Regions from separate parts of the Homo sapiens genome. Here region 2 is linked to region 1. A link is a contact called in ENCODE Hi-C or POLR2A ChIA-PET data. All regions are on one chromosome and are shown on one strand. The core of a region is the stretch at or near the end of the contact, and the rest is flanking DNA. Distances in the headings are between cores, read along the strand shown. Region 1 has its middle 48 kb from the start of LINC02513. Region 2 overlaps KLF3-AS1 (KLF3 antisense RNA 1).

Region 1 (4,148 bases), core at 940-3,439:
AGGGTTAAAAAAAAGTAATAAAAATGATTTACCAACAAGGGAGAAAAGGAAGAGGAAAGATTGGATTAACGGAAAGAAGTGGCAGCTAGTATACTTCTCAGGTATACTATATTTTAGAATTTTGACTTTTGAGTCATGTAAGTGAATGACCCACTCAAATAAAATTTTAACTTAAAAAGTGTACTATTCATGAAAAGGGGCCCAGAGTCCCATTTTTGCATTGGAAACACATCCTAGGCAATGTGTCCAAAGGTAGCTTGCTTTAAATGCCATATTACCCTATTTTAATAATGGTGATAGTCTATTTGTTTAGCATGAACGAGGGCCTGTAGAACCTGCTGGTCATAGTGCTATAATGGGCATTCAATGATGTAGCGTCATTCACAGGACCTTGATCTCTTAGTCTGGGCTTCCTAGGGAACCAGCTGAGTGGCCTTGGACTCAACCCTGTACCTTTCTGCTCCTCAATTCCTCATCTGTGACACAAGCTTAATTCACCTGTTCTGTGTGCTCATAGGCTGTTATCTGGCTCAACTGTGAAAACACTTTGAAATCACCATTATCATCATCCTCATGGTGGAGTTTTCAGTTGTGCATGTACAACTGGAAGCCATTGTGTCAGAAGCGTTTGAACCAGAGCAACTCCATCTTGAATAGGGGCTGGGTAAAATGAGGCTGAGACCTACTGGGCTGTGTTCCCAGGCAGTTAAGACATTCTAAGTCAATGGATAAGATAGGGTGTCAGCACAAGACACAGGTCATAAGGACCTTGCTGATAAAACAGGTTGCAGTAAATAAAGAAGCCAGCTAAAACCCACCAAAATCAAGATGGCAATGAGTGTAGGATCCTCACTGCTACAGTCCCACCAGCACCATGACAGTTTACAAATGCCATGGCAACATCAGGAAGTTACCCTATGTGCTCTAGAAAGGGGAGGCATAAATAATCCATCCCTTGTTTAGCATATCATCAAGAAATAACCATAAAAATGGGCAACCAGCAGCCCTTGGGGCTGCTCTGTCTACGGAGTAGCTATTCTTTTATTCCTTTCCTGTCTTGTCTTTTTTTTTTTGAGACAGAGTCTGGCTCTGTTACCCAGGCTGGAGTGCAGTGGCATGATCTCAGCTCACTGCAGCCTCCACCTCCTGGGCTCAAGCAATTCTCCTGCCTCAGCCACCTAGTAGCTGGGATTACAGGCGTGCACCACCACACCCGAATATTTTGTATTTTTCTTTTTCTTTTTTTTTTTTTTTAGTAGAGATGGGTTTCACCATGTTGGCCAGGCTGGTCTCGAACTATTGACCTCAGATGATCCGCCCACCTCGGCCTCCCAAAGTGTATTCCTTTACTTTCTTAATAAACTTGCTTTCATTTTAGTCTACAGTCTCACTCTGAATTCTTTCTTGTGTGAGATCCAAGAACGTTCTCTTGGGGTCTAGATGGGGACCCCTTTCCTGTAACAAGTGTACAGTTGGAGGCCATTGAAAAACAACCAAGCCTAAGATGGGACATGATACCATCTTAAGAATATTTGTATTTGTCTCTCTGACACTGTCTGCAGACTAGGGTCACTCAAAGGATGGATGTGGATCTCTTGATTTTCCAACTCTCACTTTCACCAAGCATTTTGACAAGGGTTGGAGGGGTCCTTTAATAAGAGGTATAGGCGAAGGAGGTAGGAACTAGTCTCTTCATCTGGACCAGAGAAGGAACTCTGGTTCTGCAAACAAATGAAAAGCTTAGGAAGGCCTTGTCCTGACAAAATTCACAGGCTTCTAATCCTCTCCCTTCCCCACCTTAAAAACACACAAAATTAAGGAAAAGACAAGAAAGGCGGTAAGATTCTTGAAAGAGCTTTCAAAAATGAGAAAAGAAAAACAAGAGAATAAACAGCACAATGTGTCCTGATATGTTAATATGTTTCCCTTTCGTTTTGCGTTTTTTTTCCCCTTTCCTTCAAAAAAAAAAAAAAAATCTAGGATTTTGTCTCCTCTAAGGAGAAATTAGGAAGGAAAATCTGACATAATCTCCAGAGCTGTAAAACTTCTTTGTATGCCGTCACTTGAGTGCTTTTTCTTACATTCCCTTAAGTAGCCAACCTACCATGTGGCGAGTTTGTGAAGCCAGGAAGGGAGGCAGTAACCCGAGAGGCGCTGCAGGGCGGCTCCCCACGGCGAGGGAGGGCAGGCGGAGCCCCAGCTCCTCCCAGCCGGCTGAGCGCTCGGCCCCTCCTATGGCCGCAGGGGAAAAGGAGGAGAGACCTACATTTAAAAAGGCAGGAACCTACCAACTGCAGAGTGAGAATTCCCATTCGTGAGGTCAAATCGAGGTCAAGAATTTCCTAACCATCTCTGAAAACCCCCTATTTAGGGGGTCAAGTCGGGCTGGCAACGCCCCAAATCATTAACTAAATCTAACTTGATCTTCAAAAACACAGCCTAGGACTGTTTTTCTTTCTTTCTTCTGCCTGAATGTTTCTCAGTGGCATTTCTGTTACTTCCTGTTTGTGACCGGGCTTTCCTTGCCCTACTTCCTTTTTTAGGGGTTTAGGTTGCCTCGACGGCCATTTCCACTTAGATAGATGGAAAAGGGGTGTGTGTGCGTTGGATTGGAAGGGAAACAGCTCACATTTATTTTTATGTTGTAAAAGTCTTTTCTCATGCATTCACATTCTTTCATTTACGTTCTACAGCAACACTATGAGACCAACAATATGATTATGCCCAAATTACAGTTAAAGAAACTCAGGCTCAAAAAGATTAAATAAGATGTCCAAGTTCACGCATCACATAAAGGCGCAAAACCTGGATCTGCGTTCCAAGGGTCTGAAATCCAAAGGGGCTTGGGGATTTCACGAGGTCTGAATCTAAAACTGAAGTTCTTTTCATTTATTGAACCCTTAAGGGAGACCTAACTTTAACTTATTTGGCAAAACTTTATTCAGGGAAGACTTTTATTCAATCTTTATTACAGAGTTTATTCTTCAAATGTAAAGAAAAGACTTAGCTTAGTGCCTTCCCCAGAGCAGTGGGAGAATTATGAAAGATGTACTATTGCTTTTTTTTTTTTTTTTTGGCAACCTCTCTGCTCTGCTGGCTTTCACCCTGGCCATCCCAGGACCGAGCTGGGGCGTTCAAGCTTGCCTCGGAGCCAGGCCTGCACTTCCAGCGTCAGGCAGTAGGGGGAGCAAGTGTGCAAGAGGAGGAAAGCGGCTCCAATTGGGCAGGAAACGTTTGAGACCATGTGTCCTTACCCGGCTCCGGTTGAAAATTTAATTTTTTTGGCTGCCTGAATGCTTAGGACCCATGGCTCCAGGCTTCTCTGCAAAAATTTATGCTTACTGATTTGTAGGGTGGGAAAAACCAGCCTCAGGGAGTTGTAGAAAAAGATTACATGTGTCCCCTGGATCAGAGGAAGTAAAAACCTCCACACGGTTGCTGGGGAAGGATCCAGGCCTCCTGGCCTCTGCCCCTATGTGAGGGGGAGAGGACGCAGAGGCCCGCACTATGGGCCGTCCTGGGTCCAAGCATCCCAGGACCTCCACCTGAAACCTGCCAGAGAAGACAGGATTTTGTACAGTCCCTAGCGAAAGAATTGGAATGTATACAGCAAAATGGGGAGAAACGTTTGTGTTTTTTCATTGTATCCCTGGCTTCTGGAACAGCGCAGGTGGCGGCCTGGCTTCTGGTACTCACATTGACAGAGCCTGTTAACTTAGGCTGCGCTTTGACAAGCTCCTTGAAGTCAGGTGGAAAAGAAACAAATGTCCTAAGCTTGAGCCTGTACTAGGTCTAGAATAACTTTAGAGTGCTGGCAGGTCACCTCTGCTCTGGGATGTAGCTTTCTCCCATTTCTTTCTCCATTACAACTTTAGTTTCTTAACCTGGGAAAGAAAAGTTTCAAAACTGCAGCAGTGGAGAACCCCGAGGGCTGGCTGGCAATAGTGTCATTCAAAGGAAAACAGAGAAGAACCAAAAGCTGATGTTTGCCTGCACTTTGGATTTGGATATAGAAGACAACTGATATTCTTTTTTTGATGGTGGTTATGTACAGAAAACGTTGGTCTTGGTTCCAAATACACATGAGATTTGTATTCTAATGCACCTGTTCCTGTGATTTTTTTTGTTTGTTTGTTTAAAATGGTGAC
Region 2 (4,148 bases), core at 1,131-3,630, 300 kb after region 1:
GTAGCCGGGCATGGTGGCGCGTGCCTGAAATCCCAGCTACTGGGGAGGCTGAAACATGAGAGTCACTTCAACCCAGGAGGCAGAGGTTGCAGTGAGCCCAGATCGCACCACTGCACTCCAGCCTGGGCGACAAAGCGAGACTCTGTCTCAAAAATAAATAAATAAATAAGAGACAGAGAATCCCAAGGCTCAGACAGAAGTAATTTTCTAGGGGTTATGGAGCAAGGAACTGGCAGAACTGGGTTCAACCTTAATTTCATTTGACTGCAAACTCTCCCTCTTAGTCCTGATGGTTGGTACCAGGGTGCCATTTTTCCAGATGAATCTTAAAATTACAGAATTCTCAATTTATATGTGTTCTTAACCTTCTTTGGCTCAATGAATATTCGAACAGAAAAGGATCTTGGAGGCAATTTTGCCTGACTCTCACACTTTACAGATGAGGAAACTGAGACTTGGCTGCGGTAGGTTACTGCTCCAGTTATGGCCTTCCCTTTTCTGGTTCTGAGGAGGCAGGACCCACTTCCTTTGGGAGGTGATTTCACGCTTCTGCTAGCATAGCTTTAAGTGCACCAAAAGTCTTTATGCAGACCTTTGAGGACCTTCCAAAAGGAGCATAAAAAGTCCAGAACATGTCAATGACCCAAGCAAAGGAGACCCATACTCAGATGGCATCTACTGCAAAGGGAATAGAGCAAGTTTATTCAATCCACAGCCCTCAGCCTGCATGTGGCCCAGGAAAGCTTTGAATGTGGCCCAATACAACTTCATCAACTTTCTTAAAACATTATGAGATTTTTTTTGCGATTTTTTTTTTTAGCTCATCAGCTATTTTAGTGATAGTGTATTTTATGTGTAGCCCAATACAATTCTTCTTCTTCCAATGTGGCCTAGGGAAGCCAAAATGTTGGACATCCCTGGAATAGAGCAATCCAAGATGTGTCCCACCCCACTCCCCACAGGGCAAGCCAAGGATGTTGGCTGATCCACAAAGCTGGTACAACAACAAAACAAGACATGCAAAATTCCAGCAAAGGAGATCCAAGAAACCAGCACCTGCATCCCAGAGCAACTTCTAAGGACAGCAATGACATGCAGCCCAATTAAGCAGGAAATTTCAAAGCCCTCCACTTTAGGTCCATAGCAGCTGGAATGAGGAAGAAAAGGACAAATCAGTGCTCAATAGCTTGCCCTTAGATTTGTTATCGAGCTAGAATAACAAGCAGTTGTCATATTTCAAGTGTGTTTTAAAAGTCCTGAATCAGATAACTATCATGCCTTGCATTGTTCTTGAAAATGCAAAAATAGAAAAAGGAAGAAATTATCTAAGAGCAATAAACCAAGGAAACAGAGACCAGGCAGGGGTGGGGCTGCAGATCATCACTACTGATGCTTATGAACATTTACTACATGACAATAGTTACTACATGACAGAGTTAGACACAGTTCCAATCTCTCTGTCCAAGAGAAAGAAAGAATAAGAGAATAAAAAATGTAGCTATTTAAAAGAATGTAACGAATTAATAACAATAGAATAAGAGAATAATGTAACTAATGAAAGAATGTCACATTTGTATTTTCTAAAGAAGGCAGTTTAGGGTGACCCTAATGTTTTTCAACATTAATTTTTTTACTTTATTATGTTGTTAGGGAACATCAAAAACACAAAGTACTGTACTAAATATATCACATGTCATAAAGACAGTACACATTGGGTGGGTCAATGACTGAGGCTTGCCTGAATTAGCTTTAATTGATTCACTTAACATCTCCAAGCTTTTCCGGGCTGTTTTGTAAGTAAGTATGATTATATACAAGGTGATACATAAATATTTAACATAAGCATATGTATATATCTATACATACACATGCATATGTATATATCTATATGTATACATGCATATCTATGTACACACACATATGTGTATGTATGTATATGCATGTGTGTGTATGTTTTTATATGTAATATATTGAGACCATTTGACATACCCAGGTACTGAGCCTACCATCCCACTGAATAAGTTAATTTACTGGGCTCTCAGAGTATGAATCCTTAGCCTTCTCAGAGCACATGCACTGTTTGCTCAATCTGAAAACACGTAATTATTTAACTTGCCTTCTAAAGTAACACCACACCCTGGATATGATGCAAGACCCAGCATTACAAGATAAGCTCTGTCTCAAGTTTCTGCTCGTTATAGTGCCTGAAGTATTTACTCATATGCTCAGGGACTGAAGCAGAAGTAAACAGTCAGGCCAGTATTATAGGGACACCTGTGTTACAAAATTGACTTTCTTATATTGTGAAAGCAATGAATGAAGTTCAGCAGGCCTCCTGTAAGGATGCCGATTCAGCCCACATCACCTTGGTCAAACAGGACTTCAGCCTTATTGCCGCCCTCCCTAACGCACCCAGGTCAGTCTACTTTCCTCAGGTATCTGATCCAAGCTACAAGTCATGGGTCTCCGCTGCAGCACCTCACCTCCTGTTTATCTTCTGTTTGCACCCGTCTTCGGGGAAGTTAACCTTGCTTTCTGTCAATGTGTGCTGCCCCTGGATCTCCAAAGAGGTTTCTGCATGGTGTGTTTAACAGGACTGGACTCTATCTTTACAATTCTACAAAATCAGGCCAGGCGCAGTGGCTCATGCCTGTAAACACCTAACACTTTGAGAGGCCAAGTCAGGCGGATCACCTGAGGTCAGAAGTTTGAGACCAGCCTGGCCAACATGGTGAAACCCCGTCTCTACTTAAAAATATAAACATTAGCCAGTTGCAGTGGCGGGCACCTGTAGTCCCAGCTCCTCAGGAGGCTAAGGCAGGAGAATCGCTTGAACCCAGGAAGTGGAGGTTGCAGTGAGCCGAGATCATGCCACTGGACTCCACCCTGGGCGACAGAGCAAGACTCCATCTCAAAAAAAAAAAAAAAATTCTACAAAATCACTTCGTTTATGACTCCCTCTCTAATTAAACAGAACACGGTGTCCTGGAACAGAGACTCAGGTACAAGTTTACATTTCTATTAGGCTTGATGCCTCATATCTTCCCCACAACAGGAGTACTGAGATTTGATATAGCTGAGTGATTAAGAGCAAGAACTTGGAGAACTAGTTAGCCAGGGTTTGAATCCCGGACCACCACACACTAACTGTGCCTCACTTTCCTTACCTTTATTTTTATTTATTTATTTATTTATTGAGACAGAGTCTTACTCTATCACCCAGGCTGGAGCGCAGTGGTGCAATCTTGGCTCACTGCAACCTCCACCTCCTGAGAATTGAGGCAATTCTCCTGCCTCAGCCTCCCAAGTAGCTGGAACCACAGGCACGTGCCACCACACCCGGCTAATTTTTCTATTTTTAGTAGACATAGGGTTTCACCATATTGGTCAGGCTGGTCTCAAACTCCTGACCTCAGGTGATCCATCCAGCTTGGCCTCCCAAAGTGCTGGGATTATAGGCATGAGTCACCACACCCAGCCTATTTATTTTTTCTTTGAAACAAGTTCTTGCTCTGTTGGCCAGGCTGGTGTGCAGTGGCCTCAGCACAGCTCACTGCAGCCTTGATCTCCTAGGCTCAAGTGATCCTCCCACTTCAGCCTCCCAAGTAGCTGGGATTACAGGCATGTACCACCACACCTGGCTAATTTTTTGTGGTTTTTGTAAAGACACAGTTTTGCCATGTTGGCCAGGCTGCTGGAACTCCTGGACTCAAACAATCCACCCACCTGGCTTTCAGAAGTGCTTGGATTAAGGCGTGAGCTACCACACCCAGCCTTCCTTACCTTTAAGATAGATAGATAGGTAGGTAGCTAGGTAGATAGATGGAAGGATGGATGGATGGATGGATAGATAGATAGGTAGATAGACACAGAGATAGATACATACATAGACAGATAGACAGACAGATAGACGGATGGATGATAGTTAACCAAAGTGCTCAGACTAGTGCCTGGTATGCAATAAATGCTACCTAAGTGCAAGCATAACAAATATGATGATAATGGTACTTCCTATCTGCCTTGGTGTTCAGGAGAGGATGAGGAGGGACGGGGCCACCCCCGTGGTAAGCAAGTGAGGGCATCCCTGAAGTGGCTGCAGCTGTGCTGCACTGTTCCGTTGTCTCCATGGAGGGCCTGACTTGGTGTGA

Evidence for each region. A loop is a pair of places that touch in the nucleus more often than their neighbours do. ChIA-PET counts read pairs that join two places held with the same protein, here RNA polymerase II (POLR2A). Pooled maps may share reads with other maps.
Region 2: a loop to region 1 is called in a map of PC-3, with 13 times the contacts of the local background. The contact joins two enhancer-like sites. A Hi-C loop is called at or near these places in 3 of 168 maps with a recorded cell type or tissue (Calu3, K562 and PC-3) and 10 of 50 pooled maps. POLR2A ChIA-PET finds 5 or more read pairs at or near these places in 7 of 52 experiments (A673, MCF 10A, WTC11 and 4 more).

Annotation. Positions count from the first base shown.
Region 1 is chr4:38,316,827-38,320,974 of GRCh38, forward strand. No RefSeq gene overlaps it. Among named protein-coding and RNA genes, the nearest start is that of LINC02513, 48 kb to the right of the region's middle. RefSeq lists enhancers at 1,103-1,603, 1,604-2,104. Within about 2 kb of position 2,190, at least 38 of the 41 ENCODE cell types and tissues checked have a DNase peak (open chromatin) inside an H3K27ac peak, as active enhancers do; they include PC-3, where a contact is called at or near this core.
Region 2 is chr4:38,619,016-38,623,163 of GRCh38, forward strand. All of the region lies in intron 6 of KLF3-AS1 (KLF3 antisense RNA 1), which reads right to left. Among named protein-coding and RNA genes, the nearest start is that of KLF3, 43 kb to the right of the region's middle. RefSeq lists an enhancer at 3,113-3,965. Within about 2 kb of position 2,381, at least 10 of the 41 ENCODE cell types and tissues checked have a DNase peak (open chromatin) inside an H3K27ac peak, as active enhancers do; they include PC-3, where a contact is called at or near this core.